Regions from separate parts of the Mus musculus genome. Here regions 1, 3 and 4 are each linked to region 2. A link is a loop called in an ENCODE intact Hi-C map of the cell type or tissue named here. Cell type or tissue: heart. All regions are shown on one strand. Links, peaks and the distances in the headings refer to the core of each region. The heading gives the core; the rest is flanking DNA.

What was found. Hi-C counts contacts between places; a loop is a spot of excess contacts. Peaks named below come from ENCODE experiments on the same cell type or tissue, not always from the same donor. Only the 100,000 strongest peaks of a DNase experiment are listed, where the experiment ranks them.
Region 1: it touches region 2 in a loop (2.6-fold over the local background); 2 of 42 quality-filtered maps call a loop at or near these places.
Region 3: a loop joins it to region 2, with 4 times the contacts of the local background. A loop is called at or near these places in 5 of 42 quality-filtered maps.
Region 4: it touches region 2 in a loop (2.8-fold over the local background); 2 of 42 quality-filtered maps call a loop at or near these places.

Annotation. Positions count from the first base shown.
Region 1 is chr14:106,313,984-106,319,758 of GRCm38, forward strand. No RefSeq gene overlaps it. Among named protein-coding and RNA genes, the nearest start is that of Gm41240, 47 kb to the right of the region's middle. In heart, for the core only: no CTCF peak of the experiment used is centred there; no DNase peak of the experiment used is centred there.
Region 2 is chr14:106,421,934-106,427,708 of GRCm38, forward strand. It overlaps 1700128A07Rik (RIKEN cDNA 1700128A07 gene), which reads right to left. Exons shown (of 4, transcript NR_045938.2): 3 at 1,762-2,151. Among named protein-coding and RNA genes, the nearest start is that of Gm41240, 61 kb to the left of the region's middle. In heart, for the core only: no CTCF peak of the experiment used is centred there; a DNase peak (open chromatin) is centred at 2,978.
Region 3 is chr14:106,216,424-106,222,198 of GRCm38, forward strand. No RefSeq gene overlaps it. Among named protein-coding and RNA genes, the nearest start is that of Gm36107, 46 kb to the right of the region's middle. In heart, for the core only: a CTCF peak has its summit at 3,160; no DNase peak of the experiment used is centred there.
Region 4 is chr14:105,738,071-105,743,845 of GRCm38, forward strand. No RefSeq gene overlaps it. Among named protein-coding and RNA genes, the nearest start is that of Gm35967, 13 kb to the left of the region's middle. In heart, for the core only: no CTCF peak of the experiment used is centred there; a DNase peak (open chromatin) is centred at 3,111.

The DNA.
Region 1 (5,775 bases), core at 554-5,553, 110 kb before region 2:
CAGCTGCACTATAAATCATCATTAGAACTGGTTGTGATGGTTTCTATTTATTTGCTTGTGTTCTATACCGAAATGTCTTTCTTTGCTAATTTTCTCTTCTTTCTTTGCATTGCACTGGTCATCAATCACAAAAGCAGCCTGGCCATTCCTCTCTGTCTTGCTTCAGTGAACTCCTACCTTTCCTGACTGCTAACCCCTCACTGGAATGTGCATGGCCTCTGAGCTGATCTGCGCCCCTATTCACCTCTCTCAATGAGCCTCCCTTCCTGGCACTGAGCTGCAAGGCAATATTTTCCATCTGTTGAATGAAGAGCATGACACAAGCAGTTTGATATGGTTTCAGAGACCACAGCAAACCAGCGATGCACAACTCACTTTTATTCCACAAGCCTGTGGGAGCCCGCAGGGATAAGAAGACTTTCTGCTAGGCTGAACACAGCTTGGCGTTCAGAAACTACTACGACCTCCAGAAACTCTCAACATGTTTCATATTCAAGCCAGAAACAGTGTGGTTTAGAATAATCTAAAGATGCATCTAATCGGAAGTTATCCCGAAACATGTGCGCGAGCTTCTCTTTCATACTCCAGCTGTTTTAATTCCCTGGGATGTTTACTGGATGGGGGATAATCCTGTGTTTATTATGCAGTAGCAAGGAAACAGAGTGCTTTCCAAAGGGACCTAGAAGGCTTTCCAAGAGAGGGGGATTGGTTCATCACGAGGTCAAACCTTGGTGTCTCTGAGAACATCACATTCTCAAATTTGCTCATATTTTCCTTTATAAAGCATTTTGAAAATCTGTCTGATGGCTGCCCCTTTTTGATCTAGGGATGCTCGTTGGGACCCTATAAAGAGAGTGCTCATAAGGGCACAAAACAACCTTCACAAGTATTTCTTAACACCACAGGGCTTAAGTAAATTTTAACATAGACAACTTTAAAGTTATATACTCACTGGAAATTTAATTGCTAGATATTGATAGTAGTTTCATGAGCTTTAAGGGTCAAAATACAACAGAAATGATGTTGGTAAGAGGTAACATTTCTTAATAGGTAATTACCTGTTCAAAACAGTCCAATTGCTATCAATTTGTTAAGACTCAAGTGATACTTCTCCACATGGTTTAAAGACTTACAACGCACTTGTATGAGACAGCACCACTAACTCATGTTAAAATAACCAAACATTGTAGTCTACCATGTTACCTTAACGGAACCTGTTTTCTTTGTCTGAAATGCCCTTCTAGCAACTTACACATCAAAATTTCTGTATTAAAACATTACCTAAACTACTTTCTTTCATTTTTAATCCCCTTTTATTGAAAATAGATTTCTCACTTAATATATCCTAATTATGGCTTACTCTTTCCAGTTTCCCCATTCTGTCTCTTATTAGACAACAAATATGCATCTAAGCTATAATAATAAAATAAAAAATATAAAAAAAATTAGCACACTGAAATAAGACAAAACAAACAGAAGGGCAAGATCCTAAGAAAAAGGCACGTGACATTGCCACAAATGCAGAGCTATCTCCCACTGATAACCACTTGCAAATGAAAATGTAGTTTCCTCCAATGTAGTCTCACTGGGCCAAGAAACTACTCTTAAGGGTAAGCTGCATGGCCAGCAGTAGATGGACAACAGAACACAAAGTCAAGAGCATCTTTGGAGATTCCTTGTCTGATAATGTCATGTCATGGAAAATTTGTTTTGTTTTGTTTTGAACGTTACATTTTAATTTTCGTTAGTTTTCTAAGTCTTCCCCTTTTGGTGACCTCGTTTTTATGTTTCCATACGCAGAATCCAAGGCTTCTTTTAAGTCCGAAGAGGAATTATACCATTAATTATACAAAATTTGTTCACAACTGCAGTATTAATACCTTTCATTGAATGTACACTGTTTTCAGACTCTCTTATTTGATCTCCATGGGTTTGGAAGCACCTGAGATTATTCTCATTTACAATTCAGAAACAGCTTAAGAAAGATTGCCAGTCTTGCTGCAGATTCCCCATCCTATCTGATATGTGGGACTTGGGTCCAAATGTGCCCAACTACTAAGGCTAGTTTTCTTTGCTCTCTCTTTTTACTTTTTGTAGATGAACAGGAATTGACTCCTGGGCCACAATTTCAGTTTTTTTTTTTTGCTCAGATTTTTTTGCCTTGTCCTGGTGTTACCAGTAAATTGGGTTTCAATAATTTACTTAGTTTTTGGAAGTAGGAATAAAATTTCTGTTGCTCTGTTTACATATTTGTTTTAGAGTCTACAACTGTTATAAATGAAACCATTATATGAACAAAATATTTAGCCTCCTTATGGAATTTATGTGTACAAACCAAGATGTTAAGCATAGCCATTCATTATACTACAGATCAGTTGATTTATTCATTGAAATACCTGTTGCTACCAGCTTCTCTCACATGTTGACTTTTAATGCTTAATTTAGAAATTAAAAGGAATCTGAATTCTTACCTGTTGGATGTGCTGTTTTTGTTACTATTCCATTGCTTTGGGGATTTTTATTTAAAAAAAAATCTTTTTTGAGACAGGGCTTTTCTGTGAATCCTTGACTGTCCTAGAACTCTCTCTGTAGACCAGGCTAGCCTAGCCTACTTTTGATTCTTATTCTTATTCTTATTCTTATTCTTATTCTTATTCTTATTCTTATTCTTATTCTTCCTCCTCCTTCTTTCTTCTTCTTCATCCCAACAAGTTGTTTCATTATTTTATAGCTGTAGATGAAATTTATTTACAGAAAGTATTGAACCATGTTATTTGTAAGCAAACTAGGCTAAGATATTTGGGTTAAGTTTATATTTATATAAACTATATAGAGAAAAGGGGAAGTGACTTAAAAACGGTGTTAACTCTAGCTTTCAAGCTAAAAAAACATTGCAAAGTTTTCTATCTGAAAGTTATATGAAAATATTTTCCCTCTGAAGCAGTGAAAGTTATGGTTATTTAGATATGTGTAATGTATTCATTTCTTTTTGTTAAAATTTAGTTTTCAAAATATATGTGTACTGGTTAGCTTTTGTCAGTTTGATGAGAAACTAGAGTCACATTGGAAGAAAGAACCACAACCAAGAATTGGTTTCATGAGATTGGCCTGCAGGCATGATTCTGGGACATTTCTTCCATTGCTAATTGATGTCAGGAGGACTGTTACTTGTAAGCTAAAATAAACTTTTTTTCTCTCCAAATTGTTTCTCTTTTTTTATTTACTTTTTAGAAATTAGATATTTTCTTTATTTACATTTCAAACGTTATCCCCTTTCCTAGTTTCCTCTCTGAAAATCCCCTATCCCCTCCCCCCCTCCACCTGCTCCCCAACCCACCCACTCCTGCCTCTTGGCCCTGGCATTCCCTTGTACTGGGGTATAGAACCTTCACAGGACCAAGGGCCTCTCCTCTCATTGATGGCTGACTAGGCCATCCTCTGCTACATCTTCAGCTAGAAGCACAAGTCCCACCATGTGATTTCTTTGATTAGTGGTTTAGTCCCAGGGAGGATCCATCCCATAAACAACCTCCAAACCCAGACACTATTGCAGATGCCAACAAGATTTTGCTGACAGGAGCCTGATATAGTTAGTGGTCTCCTGAGAGGCTCTGCTAGTGCCTGGCAAGTATAGAAGTGGATATGCACAGTCATCCATTGAATGGAGCACAGGGTCCCCAATAAAGGATCTAGAGAAAGTATCCAAGGAGCTAAAGGGCAGCCCTATATAAGAGGACCAAAAATATGAACTAATCATTATCTCCAAGTTGTTTTTGATTATGGTGTTTGTCATGGAAACAGACAAGCAAACTAGGACTACATGTCTAGAGGCTGGTAGAATGGCTCAGCAGGTAGACATTTGTCTCCATCCTGATGATCGGAATTCTATCCCTAGAATCCCTGGGGTAGGAGGGAACTGACCTCCACCCACCACATGTATACACACACACAATATAAACATACATTTTTTAAAAATTTGGGGGTCTTGAGTTCAAATTCCAGCAACCACATGTGGCTTATAATCATGAGTAATGAGATGTGACGCCCTCTTCTGCTGCATCTGAAGACAGCTACAGTATACTTAGATATAATAATAAATAAATCTTTCAAAAAAATGTGTCTGACGATTTCATGTAACTTGCTTTGCTCGTACATGTGCATGTACAGTTGTGTGTGAGTTTATTGAATTAACTATGTAAATGACCAAAATATTTCAATTTGTTTTTATTTTTATTTTAAAGGTTATAAATTTATAGAAAATTAAAAGTTCTCCATAGGGCACTGGTTAGAGAGGATTATGGGCTGGGGTGGAGAGTAGGGGAGACCGCCTTCGTCTCTGCTCAGATGCAATGGCCCCTGCTGGACTGGTCACTGTCATTCGTCACCATTGTAGACAGTTCTAATTTACTTTGCTTTTCTGCTTTAGTTTCCATTGTGCCATGAGCAATCCCTGAGCACGGAATGTTTCAATGTAAATGGGAAAGGACTTGTTGCTCTAATTTCTAAGAACTGTTTAGGCCATAGTTAGTTAAAATTCATCATTATGATTTTATTTTGTTTTAACAGTGCATCAAAAATATTTTTTTCCGTTATATTCAATCTACCTAACTTGATTACCATTGTGCTACTTGGATTCTCCTCTTAAGTGCATACAGATGATTTCATTTTTTACACTGTGAAGCAGTAATCATTGTACATTTCACACTCTGTACTTACCAACAACATATCGTCAGCCCATATTTTTATTACTTTTTAATCTCTGAGGAGTGCTTAAAGTTATGATTATTTAGTTATAGTTGATTAGTAAAAAAAAAATATATGTTTTAAACTATAGTAACATTGAATTTCCAAAGGCTATCCTGTGATTTCCTACGTGTGAACACTTCCTTGGAGCCTTCACAGAGGCTCTCAGATACGAACAGGAAAAGCTGATTCTCATTACTCTTTTGAAGTTGAGACTGCAAACAGAAGATAAGAGTCGGAAATTGCTTACATCCGAGTCAGCTTCCTATCGCCATTAATGAAGTTATCTTTATCTCTATGGGCTAATAGTTTGTTATTCTGACTGGATATAGAAAGGTGAGTTTTAAAAGGATATCTTTGTCTTTTTTTTGAGGTTACTATCATAAACATTCCATAAGCCACAAAAGTGAAAATATAAATCTACTGCACACTTTGAAGTTCACTTAAGAATTCTTTTTTTTTTCACATATTAGTCTTGAATTTGTTTATGTGACAATGCCTTTTATGGGACTGGAATTCAATTGATATTATAAAAAAAGCTGAATTTTTGCTGTTTGGATGGTAAAAGGCCATAGTTTCTACATATATTGCTGAACAAAAACCTGTGAAATTATGAAAACAAACAAACAAAACCCCAAATCTCAACACCAATAAAAGAACAAAAAACTCAAAGTCTACTTTTGTGAAATGTATTGACAATTAGGAGTTTTAATCAGCGATTACCTTGAATTTGTTTACAAAAATATCTCACTGGAAAATGTAAACTTAGTGTTCCTTTCTGGAGACAGGTGGCACTGTCCCTTTCCTATCTTTTCCAAATTCAGAGAAACATCTGCAGAAAGCCATAATCACGTTCTTGGTTGTACTTGGTCTCCTAGAGTCACCACCTAACCACAGTCACCACATCCACAATTCATCCAACTTGACTCTATTCTTCTCCATCCCGGTGAAATAGGACTGAGTTTTATCCACTGGGTTAGTTAGAGCTGGTGGTACATAGAGATGGCCGTGTGCGAATCTCATGACTCTAAA
Region 2 (5,775 bases), core at 455-5,454:
GGACAGATTTTGGAAAGGATATAAAGTTAAATAAATTTTATCCAAGACTAAATGTGGTTAGGAAATATAACTTTAATAAACGTTTAAGTCAAAGCAATTCATAATTGCTAGTCAATGATGTCTTTCCTTAAAAAAAATAAAGTACTCTAACTTATGGTTCCATGTGTGCAGTCCATTTGATTGCTCTCAAGTTATTTGAAAATTCTCAAGACAATGGGGAATGCATTTAAACACATGTGCTGCTGCTAGTCTTTTGGGAAAACAACTCCAGTAACTTACCTTGTGGTCACGAGGACCAGAGTCATCTTAAATAGCACTCCTGAGCAGATATATGACAAAGGCAAGAAACCAAAAGCCCTTGGCCTCTGGATCGAGCAAATAACAGGAAATGAATAGTCCAGGACAAGTGGGAGAATATTCCACTGTAATTCTTAGACTAAATCAAGAAATCTGCACAGGATACAAGGCATGCTGGTCGCTTAAAACTGGCCTAATCACCGATGTTGCAGTGTGTTCTTTCTGTAAGTAATGGTGACCTAGTAAGTCATTAAATACAAGGGACGTCAACTTTTTACTCATTTTTGAGCTGTCATTCAAATGTCAGACTTCCTAAAATCATGTACGATAAAGCAAACAATACACACTTTGGTTTTTTTGTTTGTTTGTTTTTTGTTTCCAAACTTAAATGATAGAAACTTAATTGAAAACTTGCTACTTTCTGTACAAGGCTACTTCTTAAAGATTTCTTGGGGAACATTTCTTTGACTGTTCCTAGATTTCAAAGTTCGTTTGTGTCACTGTTTGCTGATGAATGTTTTAACTGCAACCCTGTGCTCATCTATGTCCCTGAAAAGAACCCCTTCTCACACTGGTTTTTCTTATATTCTCACAAATTGAATTTTTCAAATTGATTTTTTTCCATATACTTCTATTCTAAAAAATATATATCTTGGTGAGGAAATGTATGACCCCAAACAATTTTATAATAAGTGCAATTTTATAATAAAAGCAGGCAGTTATATTTCATTCACACGATCACAAAACGCACATGATTCTTTGTAATTTCTGATAGTCTTAAGAAGTGGCTCTGCTTCAGTCCTTTTGCTTCTGACTTTTTACTCTGTAAGTAATAAAGCAATTGTCCTGCAGCACGGAGAATATTCAGTACTGGGACCTTTCCCAGGCTCTGAAATGTGTGCTGCCTGTCATTAACAGCATTTCAGACAACAACTGCCAGCAACTGCAAACATCCAGCCTTTGGTGGCCTTTGGTACAAAGGGAGAACTGATAGAAACGTACTTCATGATGTGTAGAATGACTGAGTATAGCAGTTTCATTCTGTGAATAAATAATAGAGAGTTTTAGGGCAGGTGGGGAACTGACTCTACAGCTCTAGGTACTACTCTATCTTAATTTGTCATCTTCCTACAGAATATTTTAGGGGTCTTTAAAATAAAGTCTAAAGAAATTTCATCTTTTTTAATTACAAAATTGTTTGTCTGGTCATTTTTATTTTAACCCTATAGGTCTTTTCTATATAGCATCGTTTCTGACTTTCTATCTTTATATGATTTCTGTGTGTGAGAATGTCTGTGTCTATGTCTTTATCTGTTTCTTGTGGGAGAAGATGGGGGGAAGGAAAAACCACATCAAGATATATTGCATACAAAAATCTATCTCAATAAAAAGAAATGTAAAAGCTAAAAGGGGAAAAATGGTTTTCCATGGAAACCATTAACTGTGAAAATAAAATAAACTTACTATCCTATTTCAATTTCATTTTTGCTTGACTTTTTCAAAACTTGGGCTTGTGTTTGTTCCTAATAGTTGTAGAAGATCTTCTCTCAACACACATAACAAGCTGTTCAACAAATCACCTCCTGGTGGATCTTGCCAGAGGAGTGAGATTTAGGATTTTGTTGCTTCTCTTGGGTCAGAGGGCAGCTGAGCCGGAGCTTCAAGGACACCAGTTGATTTAATGAAGAGGATAGATGTGTTCTTTGCAACTGTGATGTAAAATGTTCTCGTAGGGGTAGTCACTTCATTGCTCTTCCACTTCCTAATAGACTTCAAACTCCTCTTATCAGGAGTGATTTCACTACCAACCTTACTACTGTTACATTCATGATGTCATCTAGTTGATAGAAATTCCTTAAAAAAGCAAGCACACATAAGAAACAATGTGTTACAACGGTGCTAACTATAATATAAATTATATAATAATAATTTATAATATAAATTATATAATAATAATTTATAATATAAATTATATATTAAAGTTACAGGTTATAGCCACAGTCCATAAAAGTAGAAACAATTCCATTTTTGGGGGGGCATAAAAAACTTCAAAATCAAAATGTACCTACATTTATTTTATATGACACACAGCAGGGGTATTGAAAACTGGAATGGTCTGCATTAAGTTAGGAAATTAAATTACATGAAACTAAATAATATATTTGAACATTAATGATTATGTAATAAAGTGGGTAAAATTTGTTTTCTTGTTAACCATGGCAATTATAATTAAAATAAATACTTTATGTTAAATAATTATTTATTCAAAATAGATAAATGTTTGAATTTATCATATGGTTCAATCGAAATATTTCTTTTTCTAGTGAATTATAGCATTAAATAACTATTCTAAATGATTCAGCAATATCCTCAAACCTAGAAATCCCTTGGTGTATGTAAAGCAAATACAGATATTTTAAAAGCATAGTCTTCAAAGTCATATTTTGTGGGTACTTACTAGATTGTAAGAGGGAAGCTACAGTTCCCTCAAGGTGTTTGCTGTTACTTCAATCCTGCTTGTGAAGTGTTCTAAAGCAGAGTTTGTGCTATTTGGCATCAACTATTTTGTTCTTTTGATAAGTACCTAAACAGGATGTCCTTGCAAATTAAATGAGAAATAGCTCTGGCAGGTTTCCTCCCTCAGGAATAACATTAAGTCTGGCAGAGGGCTTAAGCGGAAGCTCACAGGAATGTACTGTAGCCAGGACTAGAGGACGTTCCAGCAGATAGGGAGGAGGTTAATTCATGAAGGCCAATTTCACTTCCTTCTGCAATGAATGCTTTAATGGCCTCAGGCCGAAGAGACCTAATTTATTTTACCCAAGCTGTTTCAATCGATCATCAATAATATCATAAATATTTAAATATAACTAGTGTAATAAAAATATAATTTCTTATCACAGAAATTTATGTGTAGATATTGAAGAAGGGGAAAAAAGCCTTATTTTCTAAATTCTACATTCCTAAACACTGTTTAAACACTGCACATAATTTAAATTCCTTATCTTTTTCCTTTTATTGTATCTTACTTAGACATACAAAGTTATGGTGATAGAGTAGATGATGCAGTATATATTTCTTTCTACTCCATGATTGAGTTATTAGTAGCCTTATGCAAATGTAAGCACTCTGCAATAATGAAAGAGCAATAATTTGAAATGAATTAATGTACAAGTTTAAAATTAATAGTAAATCAATTAAATAGATATTAATTGGAAATTAGAAAATTGTAAAATCCATACATGTTACGAATTTAACACCTAGAATTTGTTCGGGCTTATACAATCCAAATTATATTACACAATTTTATTTCAGTCTCTTAAATCTTCTGCTTATTGCTGTCCTGATAACGCACAGAGATAGCCCTGTACCTGCTCAACTGAAATGTACATAGAGACTCACTTATCCTCATGAAAGTGACCATACAGACACAGTCTGTGCTCTCAACTGTTCTCACAGTTTCTTCTCTGTACATCTCTTATTTCACATATGATTTCAGTTTCTGAGGACCACTTTTGTTCTCTCTCTTTGTCTTTGTGTCTGTCTCTCTGTCTTTCTGTCTCTGTCTCTCTGTCTCTGTCCCCCCCACCTCATTCATGTGTGTGTGTGTGTGTGTGTGTGTGTGTGTGTGTCTATGTGTGTGCACACGACAGAGCCATAGCAACGAGAACAGCATAGCAGCAACACAAGGCAGACACAGATCAATAGAACAGCACGGAGGGTTCAGAAGAAACCTACATAGGTGCAGCACCTGAATTCTTTCAACATGTTAAAAACACACTGGATAAAAGATCTTGCCTTCAACAAATGGTGCTCGATAATCACTATATTTAGAAGAGTGAAGACTTTAAAATACAAAATATAAAAGTATACACTATACAAATGTATAGAATGTGTTTAACCCATAAGTCACAAAGTTGTGGGACTTTTAGAAGAAAATATGGGGACATTTCTTTAGGGTACTCCATTAGCTCAAGAAATAAAATCTCAGCAGGGCAGTGGTGGTACACACCTTTAATCCCAGCACTTGGGAGGCAGAGGCAGGCAGATTTCTGAGTTTGAGGCCATCCTGGTCTTCAGATTGAGTTCCAGGACAGCCAAAGCTATACAGAAAAACCTTGTATCAAAAAACAAACAAACAAAAAACAAACAAAAAAGAAAACCTCAAATTTACAAATAGAAATACTTGAATTTAACAGAAGAAATTTTGAACAGCAAGAAAAACAATCAGCTTAGCAAATGACTGCTATACATCTCACAGAGAAATAATATACAAAATAGATAAAGAACTGAAGAACACAATAGCAGAAAACCATGCAATAAAAAGTGATTAATGAATTAATCAGAGTTCTCAAAAGAAATTATATAAATGTCCAATAAGCATCTGGAAAAAATGTTCAACAACATCCATGGCCATCAGGGAAATACAAATTAAAACTCCATAGGTGTTATCTCATCTCAATCAGAAAGGTTATTATAATAAAACAAGCAACAACGAATGTTGGGAACAATGGGGGTGGAGGCAGTTGCAAATTTCTTATTGGTACAAATGTTGGTTTGGATATTAATTAGTTCAGTCACTAAGGAAATCTTTATCATAGGTCCTTAAAAAACAAAACAAAACAAAACAAAACAAAACAAAACAATCCTCACATTGAGCTAATGTATGACCTAGCTATACCTCACCTAAGAATGTGCCTGGGGGACTCTGTTTACAAACAACAAACATACTTGTACCTCTCTGTTTATTGCAGTAAATTCACAATAGCCAGCCTTTGCCAAGGTGTCTATCAGTAGAAAAATAAAGAAAGTGTAGCTTTCAGGGGTGGTGAGGTGGTGGGGATCTCTAGGACCTGCCAGAGACCTGTGATGGGGGAAGCTCCCAGGATTCAATGCTGGTGACCTTAGCTGAGACACATAGCAGTGGGGATATGGATCATGAAGACACCACTTCCTGTACTCAGGCAGGATCCCCAGTGGAGGAATAAGGATACCAATCCACCCACAGAACTTTCGACTCAAAATTTGTCCTGTCTAAAAGAAATTCAGGGACAAAGATGGAGAAAAGACCAAGGGAATGGCCAACTAATAAACAGCCCAACTTGAGACCCATCCCATAGGCAAGCACCAATTCTTGACACTATCAGTGACACTCTGTAAAGGTGGCAGTCAGGAACCTAGGGGAACTGCCCTCTGAGGGGCTCCACCCAACAGCTGATAATTCCCTTGTCAAGCTTCTCCCAACACTCACGTTCACTATTACACACCCTCCCTTTCTTGTTTTCATGAATTCTATAGCTATTAATGCTACTTTGCTGTTTGTTCAAACAAAAATTAAATGGATATCTTGTTCCATTTTGTAACCTTAAAATAATATTTTCCTGTTCAAAGTTTCCAGATGACACTCTGTAGTCTGTTTGTGCTAATATAGTTTTTCTCATGGTGTTTATATTTTCTGTTTTAAAAGTCTCTGAAACA
Region 3 (5,775 bases), core at 479-5,478, 210 kb before region 2:
AATGTTATAGACGTAGGTATTTTATTAATCCTAACCCATGAATCCGAATAGGCTAGATTATAGAGTATTTTAGCAAAGATATGACTGTAATAGATTTATTTGAAATATAATCTTATTTCTATGCAATCTTTATTTGATATACACAGGTATATATAAAGAACTCAAGAAGATGGACTCCAGAAAATCAAATAACCACATTAAAAAATGGGGCTCAGAGCTGAACAAAGAATTCTCACCTGAGGAATACCGAATGGCTGAGAAGCACCTGAAAAAATGTTCAACATTCTTAATCATCATGGAAATGCAAATCAAAACAACCTGAGATTCCACCTCATACCAGTCAGAATGGCTAAGATCAAAAATTCAGGTGACAGCAGATGCTGGGGAGGATGTGGAGAAAGGGGAACACTCCTCCATTGTTGGTGGGATTGCAAGCTTGTACAACCACTCTGGAAATCAGTCTGGCCATTCCTCAGAAAATTGGACATAGTATCCCGCAATACCTCTCCTGGGCATATATCCAGAAGATGTCCCAACCGTTAAGAAGGACACATGCTCCACTATGTTCATAGCAGCCTTATTTATAATAGCCAGAAGCTGGAAAGAACCCAGATGCCCCTCAGCAGAGGAATGGATACAGAAAATGTGGTACATTTACACAATGGAGTACTACTCAGCTATTAAAAAGAATGAATTTATGAAATTCCTAGGCAAATGGATGGACCTGGAGGGTATCATCCTGAGTGAGGTAACCCAATCACAAAGGAACTCTCACAATATGTACTCACTGATAAGTGGATATTAGCCCAGAAACTTAGGATACCCAAGATATAAGATATAATTTGCTAAAAACTTTAAACCCAAGAGAACGAAGACCAAAGTGTGGACACTTTGCCCCTTCTTAGAATAGGAAACAAAACACCCATGGAAGGAGTTACAGAGACAAAATTTGGAAGTGTGACGAAAGGATAGACCATCTAGTGATTGACATATCCAGAGATCCATCCCATGATCAGCTTCCAAACGCTGACACCATTGCATACACTAGCAAGATTTTGCTGAAAGGACCCAGATATAGCTGTCTCTTGTGAGACTATGCCAGGGCCTAGCAAACACAGAAGTGGATGCTCACAGTCAGCTAATGGATGGATCACAGGGCTCCCAATGGAGGAACTAGAGAAAACACCCAAGGAACTAAAGGGAACTGCAACCCTATAGGTGGAACAACAATATGAACTATGTAGTACCCCGGAGCTCTTGTCTCTAGCTGCATATGTCTTTTCTCCAATAATATTTTATGTATGTAGTTTGCAGCCTCCCCCAGCCTTGAGCAGGCTGGCTTAGACCTGTTCTGCCACTGTGAACTAGCCCACCTAGGGTGGAGTCTTCTGACCTAGATAAATCTATTGTTCTGCCACCTGCGCGGGTTTTCTCCAAGATGCTGCTACTAGCTGAGAGGCTGAACCTGTCTTCAACAGCCTGGGCGACAAGGCAGTGAGAGTGTGGTGGGGGATGGGCCTTCCCCCTTATAAGCTCAGACTCTTAAGTAAACTTTGGGCCTTGATCAGTATCTTTGTCTTGGTCTTGTATTTCTCTTTCCACACAGCCCCAGCCTCCCTTTCAGGAACCCAGTTCATGTAGTTGTGGGTGGCTACAGATGGCGCCTTGAACATGGGACTTGAATACGGAAAGACCAACTGAGGGAACACTGTCTTGGTGGAGCTCCACAGGAAAAGTAAGAAGATGGTATCAGGCACGGTAAGCAACATTTTGTGTTCATGCTAGCTTTAAACTTCATCTTTTTTAAATTATTGCTGTAAGTGCGAAAGGATATGGGCTAAGTTGGGACAGCGTTGACCCGGCACTGATTCCACTTAGGGGTTGACAGTGGAAAATGGGGTCAGAAAATTCTAAACAGTCATTTGTCCGCAGCCTTCAAGAGCTGCCTCAGGCGAGAGAAGTAGCGTTTGAAGAACAATCGTTAGATTCTTGCTGCCCATGGTTCTCAGGAGAAAGAACTTTAGATAAGAGAACCTGGACGAGAATTGGAGAAGCTCTGAGAAACACACAGGCAGATAATTTCACCCTCTGCCTCTGGGCACTCATAAAAGATGAAGAGACCTCACAGGCATTAGACAGTGCCTAGGGAGAGCTTGAAGAATCTCAGGAAGAACGCCTGCCAGAGAGGGTTTTCTCAGAAAAGGGTCCTCTCAACCCTAAATTAGAAAGGCATAGAGATACTAATGATGAGCTAACTTTAGACGAGGAAGCTCATTCAGAAAAAGGAGGCACCAAATATTATGATGAGGATTGGCCTCCTTGTGAACCTTCTGCTCCACCTATGGCCTCTACTGCAGGAGATGCTACTTAAATGGACATGCAACTAAGTAAATTAGAGTTTGAAATTAGGTTGCAGAAATTGACTAATGAGCTACAGGAAGAACAACAAAAAAAGGTGTCAAATACAGGGAAGAACGGCTATTCTGAGGTATACCACTAGAAAGAGCTGTGAGTCAGGCTGGAGAGAAAGGGCAGGATATATCTGATGTGCTAGCTTTTCCTGTAGTTGAGATAATTGACCAGCAGAAAAATAGAGTCAGACAATATCAGACTTTGGAGTTCAAGGTGATAAAGGAGTTAAAAACATCTGTGGCACAGTATGGCCCTACAGCTTTTTACACAAGCATTATTGGAAACTGTGATGATGTCAAATTTAACTCCCCCAAGGTTGGAAGACTCTATGTTAGGCTCCCTTGTCAGGAGGAGATTTCTTACTTTGGAGTTCTGAATGGCATGAAACCAGTAAGAGAACTGCCACTTTGAATGCTCAGACAGGTAACCAAGATTGGGATACTGATATGCTTTTAGGAGAAAGTCAATATGAAAACAATGCTAATCAGCTTGGGTTTCCTGTTGGAGTTGTATGCACAAGTTGCAGTGGCTGCCCGACATGCTTGGAATCAGTTACTGACTAAAGGGGATCTCAGTGAAAGTTTAGCCAGTATTCAGCAGGGCCCTGATGAGCTTTTCCAGAACTTTGTGGATAGGCTATTAAAAGCAGCTAGTAGAATTCTTGGAAGATTCTCAAACGGGAAATCCTTTTGTTACACAGTTGGCTTATGAGAATGCTAATACAGCATGTAGTGCCTCTATTTGGCCACACAGAGGACAGACAGACTTAGCAGGGGTATATTCGTCTTTGTGCAGAGATTGGACCTTCATATAATCAGGGCTTGGCCTTGGCCGCTGCTTTGCAAGGAAGCACTGTGCAAGGAATGCTTGCACAGAAATGAGGGAATAACGCATGTTTTAAGTGTGGAAGTTTGGGTCATTTTAAAAATGATTGTCCTAGGAATTGAGGTGCTGAAAGTGGGCAATCCGGCTATGCCCCAGTAGTTTGTCCTCGATGCAGGAAGGATAACCACTGGGCCAGAGACTTTAAAACTATGGCAGATATTCAGGGCTGTCCCATGTTGGGAAACAAGAAGAGGGGCCAGTCTCAGGGCCCGAGACACCCAGAGCAAGCAGCTTATGAGGCCATGAAGCTGCTGCCCAGCCAAGGAAATCTGTTTGTGAACTTATCAGGGCAACCCCAGGAAGTGCAGGATTGGACCTCGGTTCCACCACTCATGCAGTATTATCCCCAGAAACGGGAGTTCAAACTCTGCCTACAGGAGTTTTTGGACCTTTACCTGCAGAATCTTGGGGATTTCTTTAAGGATGAGGCAGTTCTATTGATAAATGGGATCTCATGAAACTGAAAAGCTTCTTCTCTAAGGCAAAACACATAGTCAATAGGACGAATCGGCAACCCACAGATTGGGAAAAAAATCACTAACCCCACATCTGATAGAGGTCTAATATCTGAAATATATAAAGAACTCAAGAAGCTAACCTCCAGAAAAACCAAACAACTCAATCAAAAAATGGGGTATAAAACCAGAGAGTTCACACAAGGAATCTCAAATGTCCGAGAAGCACTTAAACAAATGCTTAAAGTCCTTAGTCATCAGGGAAATGCGAATCAAAATGACCTTGAGATTCCACCTCACACCAATCAGAATGGCTGAAATCAAAAACTCAGGTGACAGCACATTCTGGCGAGGATGTGGAGAAAGAAGAACACTCCTCCATCGCTCTGCTGAAACTGGCACAACCAGTTGGAAATCAGTCTGGCAGTTCTTCAGAAAAGTGGAAATACACCTATCTGAAGACCCAGCTATAGCACTCTTGAAACACTATTTTATTAAATTAACATACACGGTGTATGGAGGGCTTAACTATTCTAGCTTGTCACTAATGAGTATTTATGAAAAAATTCAAAACTATTTAAAATATGCTAACTAAAATTTTATTAACGATTTTTAATATCAAATGCTATGAAAATTGGTCAATTGATAAGTTTGTAGAATGGATTAAATCATAAATGGCTTACTGTCTTCTTGAGAAAACAAACTACTTCTGTCTTCCGAAAATGAACACTCTTCTTTTATGTGTTTAGAAGCAGGACTGCTGAAGTATAGGAAAGTCTGCGTTTCATGTTTTCATGCATGTGTCATTTCATCCCGATCCTCACCCTTCCGTAGCCTGCTCCTAAGCCTCTGTCCTCTGCCCAATCCTCTCCCTTCCCCTGTAGTCCCTCTTTTGCATTCATGTCTCTTTTCCCCCAGATTATGTGTATGAAGGAAAACACACTTGCCCAAGTCAGGCTTCCCATTATTGTCTTCTAGTCACTTTCCTGCAAACACATGTACTTTACTAGTCACCCATTGATAGCTACCTAGATTAATTCCATAATTTGGATAAAGATAGATGTACATGTTTCTTCATTGTGTATAGATTTTGAGTTTTTGAGAAACACCTAGAAACAGTATAGCATGGTCATATGAAAGTTGTAATCTGAAATTCCAAGATACCTGTATATTGATTTGTACAGTGGCTAGACCAGTCTACATCCTTACCAACAATATATAATGTTTTTCCCGTTCCCCCATACCTTATCAGTGAGTTCTACATGCTGATAAAATGCTTCAAGTTTCTGGGTTCTGGCACTACAAACAATAAACATAATGAAAACCTTCATGCTATATGACTTAATATCAAAATATTTTTCTTTCTTTTTTGTAATTTTAATACACTAGAAAACATTTTGAGAAGACAGAGTTTGGTCTTCTGGATACAGTCCAGATATGGTGCTTAAATTTATGGATAGCACATATGGAATAATGTGAGAAGTGTTTTGGAGTAGGGAGAGAAACATGTGATCTGAAAATAACTGTTACCAGGGATTCAAGCTTCCTTCACTTCACATGTAATCTCTCAGTGAACACATTTATATTTTGAGTCATTGGATTTGGGAAATCAAATTATTACTAGTCTGCTGGCTAAATTACTCTTTCCATCTGCTAGGACAATGTCATGATCATTTGAGCCCTAGCTTCATATTAGCAGAAATTATAAATCACAATGCCTTTGAATTCTGTCAGACTGTATAAAGTATGACCAAAATAAATATTTGTACCAGATTTGCCTATCTTAAAAGGAAGGCAAAATATAAATTTAATTTAAGTTAATCAAGATGAACTTAGAGCACATTGAAGATTACTGTATCCAATGCAGTGTCTTGGCAGCCACGTGTCTTTTGGATGATCTTTTTGGTTCAGACTTTTGAGAACAAAGAGACTTCAGCTTTAATGCATAGCCAAACAGTGGGGACATTTATGCTCTTTGTTTAACTAGCATGACTCAATCTACTCTTAAATAATGTTAATACTT
Region 4 (5,775 bases), core at 411-5,410, 680 kb before region 2:
ATGAGAAGGAAGGTTAGCCACATCTCTCGAGTTTATCTAAGTGGCAGATACAAGTCTCCATCTCAAATCACTGAATTAAGAAACCAAGAATTGTTTTTTCCCCTCCTTTTTGCTTTATCCTGACTGACAGCAGAAATGGAAGAAAGAAGAGAAAGGTTAATGTTTAAAACCTGATCACTTTCTTAGTTCATTGACCTACCTGACCTAAACGTTTCACTTCTAAACAGTTGCACATTTTACTTATATTTTACCAGTATTACCTACAGGAACAAACTCCCGTAAAGGTGCAGAGAGTGTCCTTTTTGTTTTTGTATTTATTTCTAAAACTTACTACAGTGGCATGTATATTATGGATAACCATAGCGTGTCAGTGCATTAAATAAAAAAAAATCATAAATTGTTAGTGATATCTAGGATAAACCTGAATTGAACTACACATTTTCAAAGATAGCTTTTGTTTTGGCATATTCATGGAGAGGGGAGCATGTTCATGCAGGTGTACCTGCACACATGTATGTATGAAACCCAGAAGTCAGCTTCAGCTGTAATTCCTCAGCAACACTTCACCCTGGATTTGGAGACAGGGTCTTTCTCACCGAGAACTGAGGACTGCTGATTAGGACCAGGCTGGATCTCCCATCTTCACCTCTCCAGCACCAGGACCACAAGTACATTCCAGCACCTGCAGCTTGACGTAGTCCGAATGACTCACAACAAGCACTTACCAACTGAGCCATGTCACACACCTAAGAAAATTTTCAAAAGTGTTAAGCACTTTTGTAGTTAAGTAAAATGTATTACTTCATATTAAACTATAAAACTACAGATCTTTAAAACAAATTCCAACTCGGTAGGCCGCATACACTGTTGCAACTACACAATTCTGTTGCAATGTGAAAAAACCACAGATAATACAGAGATGGGGGATAATCTTACAAACCTGGGCCAAGTGTCAGCAGCATTCAGGCTGACAGAAACAAGTCTACAAAGAGCGAAAGGAGATCTGCTGTTGTCTACATAATCAACAGTTCAGGCCACAGAATCTGAAGGGATTCATAGGAAAAGGAGTTCAAGTTTTAATAGCAGAGCAAGCCTGGGCAAACTGGACTGGTTAGCATCCCACCCTGGGCAAACTGGACAGGTGAGCGTCCCACTTTCTCTAGATTGTAACACTTCATTCATTTGCTCACTAGATCATGCAACACTGAATACCTATTCTTCAATCAAAGCTCAAAACACCACCTTAGAAAAATGCACTTACCTGCTCTCCTATTAACCTGGGCAATCATGTAACAGGTAATTTTGAAGCTGGCCATAGCAAGGATTGTTTTAGGTTGTTCTTAAGCCTTAATTTAGATATACTTTAGAATGAAGTTACTGCATTGTCCACAAGATAAGATGTTACCCAAAACTCTGCAAAATGACAATATGAACTTTTCCTTGCGTCGTAAGCATATCCTTCTCAACATTTCAACAACACAATTTTGTCCAGACAATAAATGACTTCTTCCTGCAATAAAAATCCCAAATTAGACTTCTTCACAGGCCAGAGGTGGGAAGAGGTTGCCAAACATGCTTAGGAAAATCCCAGTGACTTCATGATTCACCGTTTTGTATTCAAAAATTAGAAGGTGGGAAAATGAATGGGGGGAGGGGGTATCTACTAATAAGGATTAAAAACAAATGACTCATTTCTTAAACTTTTTTCAGAGAAGCAAATTATAGCCAAATTATAGGTCGGACCAGCCATAATTAAGGCATGAGACGAATTATGGGGGATTGAGAGGTGAAGGCTGTTAAAGTTCAATATCAATATCATTTAACATCATTCAAAATGGTTCTTTCCTGCCTCCAACCCTTAGCTTCTGAAGTCGCAATTTAATGAAAAGAGAAGTAGAATATTAGAACATATCTATCATCCAAATAAGATTAAACATAGGAAGGAACTGATATAAATTTTAAAATAATGTCCAGGTGTAGACATGCATACCATGTTTACCTAGAAACCAGCAGGTAGGTTTCGTGTCCCACGCTCAGGAGAACAGGTTAGGCAGCCACATGCGTGTCTCTTTGCAATCTGAGTGATTCGAGAGAATTTCAGAAACTTTCACTGTTTCTCTTAGAAAAGTACAACCTGAAGTAGAAGGTAATATTAACTTCCACAGTAGAACCGCTGTGAAAAGGGTCAATATCCAAAAATGTTGACAGCGAAATGAAATGAATTTCATTAAAATAAATGTGGGTGCAATTATTAATTTGGAGCATCTTTTTATTACTCTTTCTTTCAACGTTGTTGCATATCTTATTACAATGGCAAGGATAGACAGTTTTCTTTAGAAATTCAGGAATACAATAAATAACTTTAGAATGACCCATACTTGGGGGAGATGTCTCAGTGGAGAGAGTTCAGTGGCTGGGACCCACGTGGTGGGAGAGAACCGACTCCTACAAGCTGTCCTCTAACTTACACAAATGCACTGTGCCAAACACACACCCACACATCCAGCACATACAATAAATAAATAGATGTGAAAAATAAATAGCATTCTGTAATACAGAATTATACATGTGAGATAGACAATGTGTATGAGCTTGGATGGATTAAATCAGGGCAAGAGGGTTAGGAGTACTGAGTTACATTCATTTGTTGTCTAATGGAGGAAGTGGACAACACACTCCTCACCTCACATTCGACGAGGCAAAGAGAAGGAAAAGTGTTCTCACAGTCTAGCTGGACATGCCTAGTCAAATGAGGCTCTTAGCGTTAGTACTCTCTTCCATTATCTTTCCAATAGCGTTTCATTCATGAGAACTTTCCTAATCCTGTTATTAGTCATCCTCATCCGAGGTCTCCTAACTGAATTTACAGTCTTCAACTGTGGAAAAATTATAGACGTAGAGAACCGTGAGGGAGGCAACTCATGGTGTGAACTTGGCCCAAGCAGTTTGTACAGCTCCTTCTCCACCTGGAGCGCATCCAAAAGCAACAAAGAGGACGGGAAACGAAAATTTGCAAACTCCATTTTCAGCAGAACTAGGAGACAGCTGGAAATCCCTGGAGCCCAAAATAGGTGAAAGTTGCCAACGGCGCTGGAGAATGAACCAGAGTGCGGAAGCCACGTGGGCAGAAGCCCAGAGAAATATCAGGGTAGGCTGTGCAGCAGGTGTTAAGGCCAACCCCTACCAAAAGCAGAAAGAGAGCAAAACTCGGTGCCCAAAGAGAGGGACACGGACTGGGTGTTAAATCTAGACAGCCTAGATTCTCTATTGCAACAAGGGATTCGTGCACCAACGCCAGGAACAGAAGCAGTTCTAGGCCTGCGCTGAGCCTGAGAAATGGAAGATCTGAATTAAAATGCATGCAGGTAACAGTCCGTCACCGAGAGACTGCAAATCCAAGGTCTGTACATCTATATGCCTATAGGCTAGGGACAATGCAAGGCACAGGGATCCCATGAGTTTGCCCCACATCTCTGGATCCCCATTACCCACTCTGGTACACTCTGGTAACCCCATTCCATTTTCTGAGGGACTTCTCTAGAGTCTGCACAAGATCATGTGGCAGCTGTGTGCCTGTGCCTCTGTAGATTTAGTAGCTGTGTCACCTCTCAGTTGTGCTACCTCGTGAAGGATGGCCTTCTTCTCTACCCTCACAAGACTGTACTCCTTTGAACATGGAAACTGAGTCTGATTCTTCATTGAACAGTCCATCTACCACATCTAACACAATGCTTTATGATGTGTGAACTGTCTCCTCCAATCTCATATGCTAAAATCCTTGCTTCTGGCTCGGGGCACTAGTTTAGGGTATTCTGGAAACTTTAGGAGGCGACGCCTTGATGAAGGTCACTACAGTGTGCCTTGGGGGAACACTTGGCTCTGGATCCTTCCTGCCCCCTCTCTGGTCCCTGTTCATAAAGCAGAGAACCCCTCAGCCATACTTTCTCATTACCATCATGCTCCACTGAAGTGTTTGAAGCCAAGTGGTCCTAGAAACCATGACTCAAGATAAATAATTACTGCTCTGGGTTGTGTCGAGCATTTTGTAACAATGAGAAAGGAACAAACAGCTAGAACGGAGGGGTGAGCTAAGGCCAGGGTAATGGAGCTAGCAAAGGTCAGGGGTCTAGAAGTTGGCTTGCCAGTGGAGCCAATCAGCGAGTCTCTGCTGCTGCCTTTTCTTCCACTGTCACTGGTAAAGGAAATCTTGCAAGTCCCTTTATCACTGAGGCAGAGCAAATCATTACTGATAATTTAATCAGAAGATGGGTAAGACTTTACAAGCCCCAAGAAGAACAGTAACATGGTTTCCAGAGGGAGATGTTATAATTATAAACAGAAAAGTGCAAGTTCAGAATAATTCCAGGAATTCTGGCAGCTGAAGGAAAGGTGTAGTTTTAGTCCTGAGCAGAACACATCATTTATTAATTCTCATCCTTTCATCTTTAATCTATAGATTCTAAATTCAGCGAGATGGTCTAAGAATATTCTGGTCACAAGTTCAAAAACCTCTTGTCAGAATGATTCCATAAGAGCTCACCAAAGATCCATGTGGGCCCGAATAAGGGTTCCCGGTCCATTTTTCAACTGTGGAAATGTCAACGCTTAAGGCCCAGGTTCCCATGTTACAACAGAGTCAGGTTCTGTTTATTTCCTAGCTGGCCAGTTTGGAGGTTTCTGTCTTTCCAGGAAGCATGCCGACTTTTCGTAGACTCGGGGTGAGATCAGATGAATACCACCTAGCTCTGCAGATGGACGCCGAAGAACAGTAATTCTCTGAACTCTATTGCCTGTGCCAGAGGAGAGAGGTGATGAAAGGCATAGGTCTGCAGAACAGCAACAAGGACTGCATCTACAACTCTTCTGTGTGATAGAAAAAAGCTTTCTCCTTCCAAAAGGCCTGATACACCTCTGAAGTCATCCTGTAGGCTCACCCCTCCCCGAGCTCTCTGGGTTTGTTTGTTTGTTTGTTTGTTTGTTTTCTTTAATCATTTTTTACAGTCCATTCTTCATTCCCCTCCCAGAAGGTTCCCCCAACTGCTCCCCATTCCATATCTCCCCGCACCCTTCCCCCAGGTCTCCAAGAGAATGTTCCCATACCCCACCTCCCACCCCACCAGGCCCCTCCACTCCCTGGGGCCTCGATTCTCTCTCAATGGTTAGTTGCATCTTCTCTCACTGAGGCCAGACCAGCAGTCCTCTGCTGTATATGTATGTGTCGGGGTCCTCCAGCTTTCTGTTTTAATGCGACTTTGATTTAATACTTAGGTCCTTATATTGCATTTCTTTTAATTGCTACCTGATAGACTTTTAAGTGCTTGATAGATTTTTAAGTTTTGCTTATTACATCATTATATATTTGTCTCCCTTGTAAAGCTTACAATTTTCCACCCTGGTTTAAGGAGGGAGAAGGGGGACAAAGTGGTCGAGAGCAGTCCTAGGTACAGTTTTGAAGCTTGACAAACCGAGTTTGTCTACTTATGGCTTAAGAATGGGGACCTCTGTTTGCCCTCCTTTAACTGCAGTGTTGGGCTAGCATTAAGAATTTTTTATATAGACTCTCCAGATGTGTCCCAATTTTATTATAAAATAATCATTAATAAATATGATTATCAATTTAAAATAACTACCCACTGTGTTCATTTATAACAATTCATCTTTTAAGTATAAAAATTTAAATATTGTACAATTATTTTAAATATTTATTTACTCATTAATTTGTTAACTGTTTATTGTGTGCCAGGTCTATAATACTGTGTTATGTTGTTCTTGTTC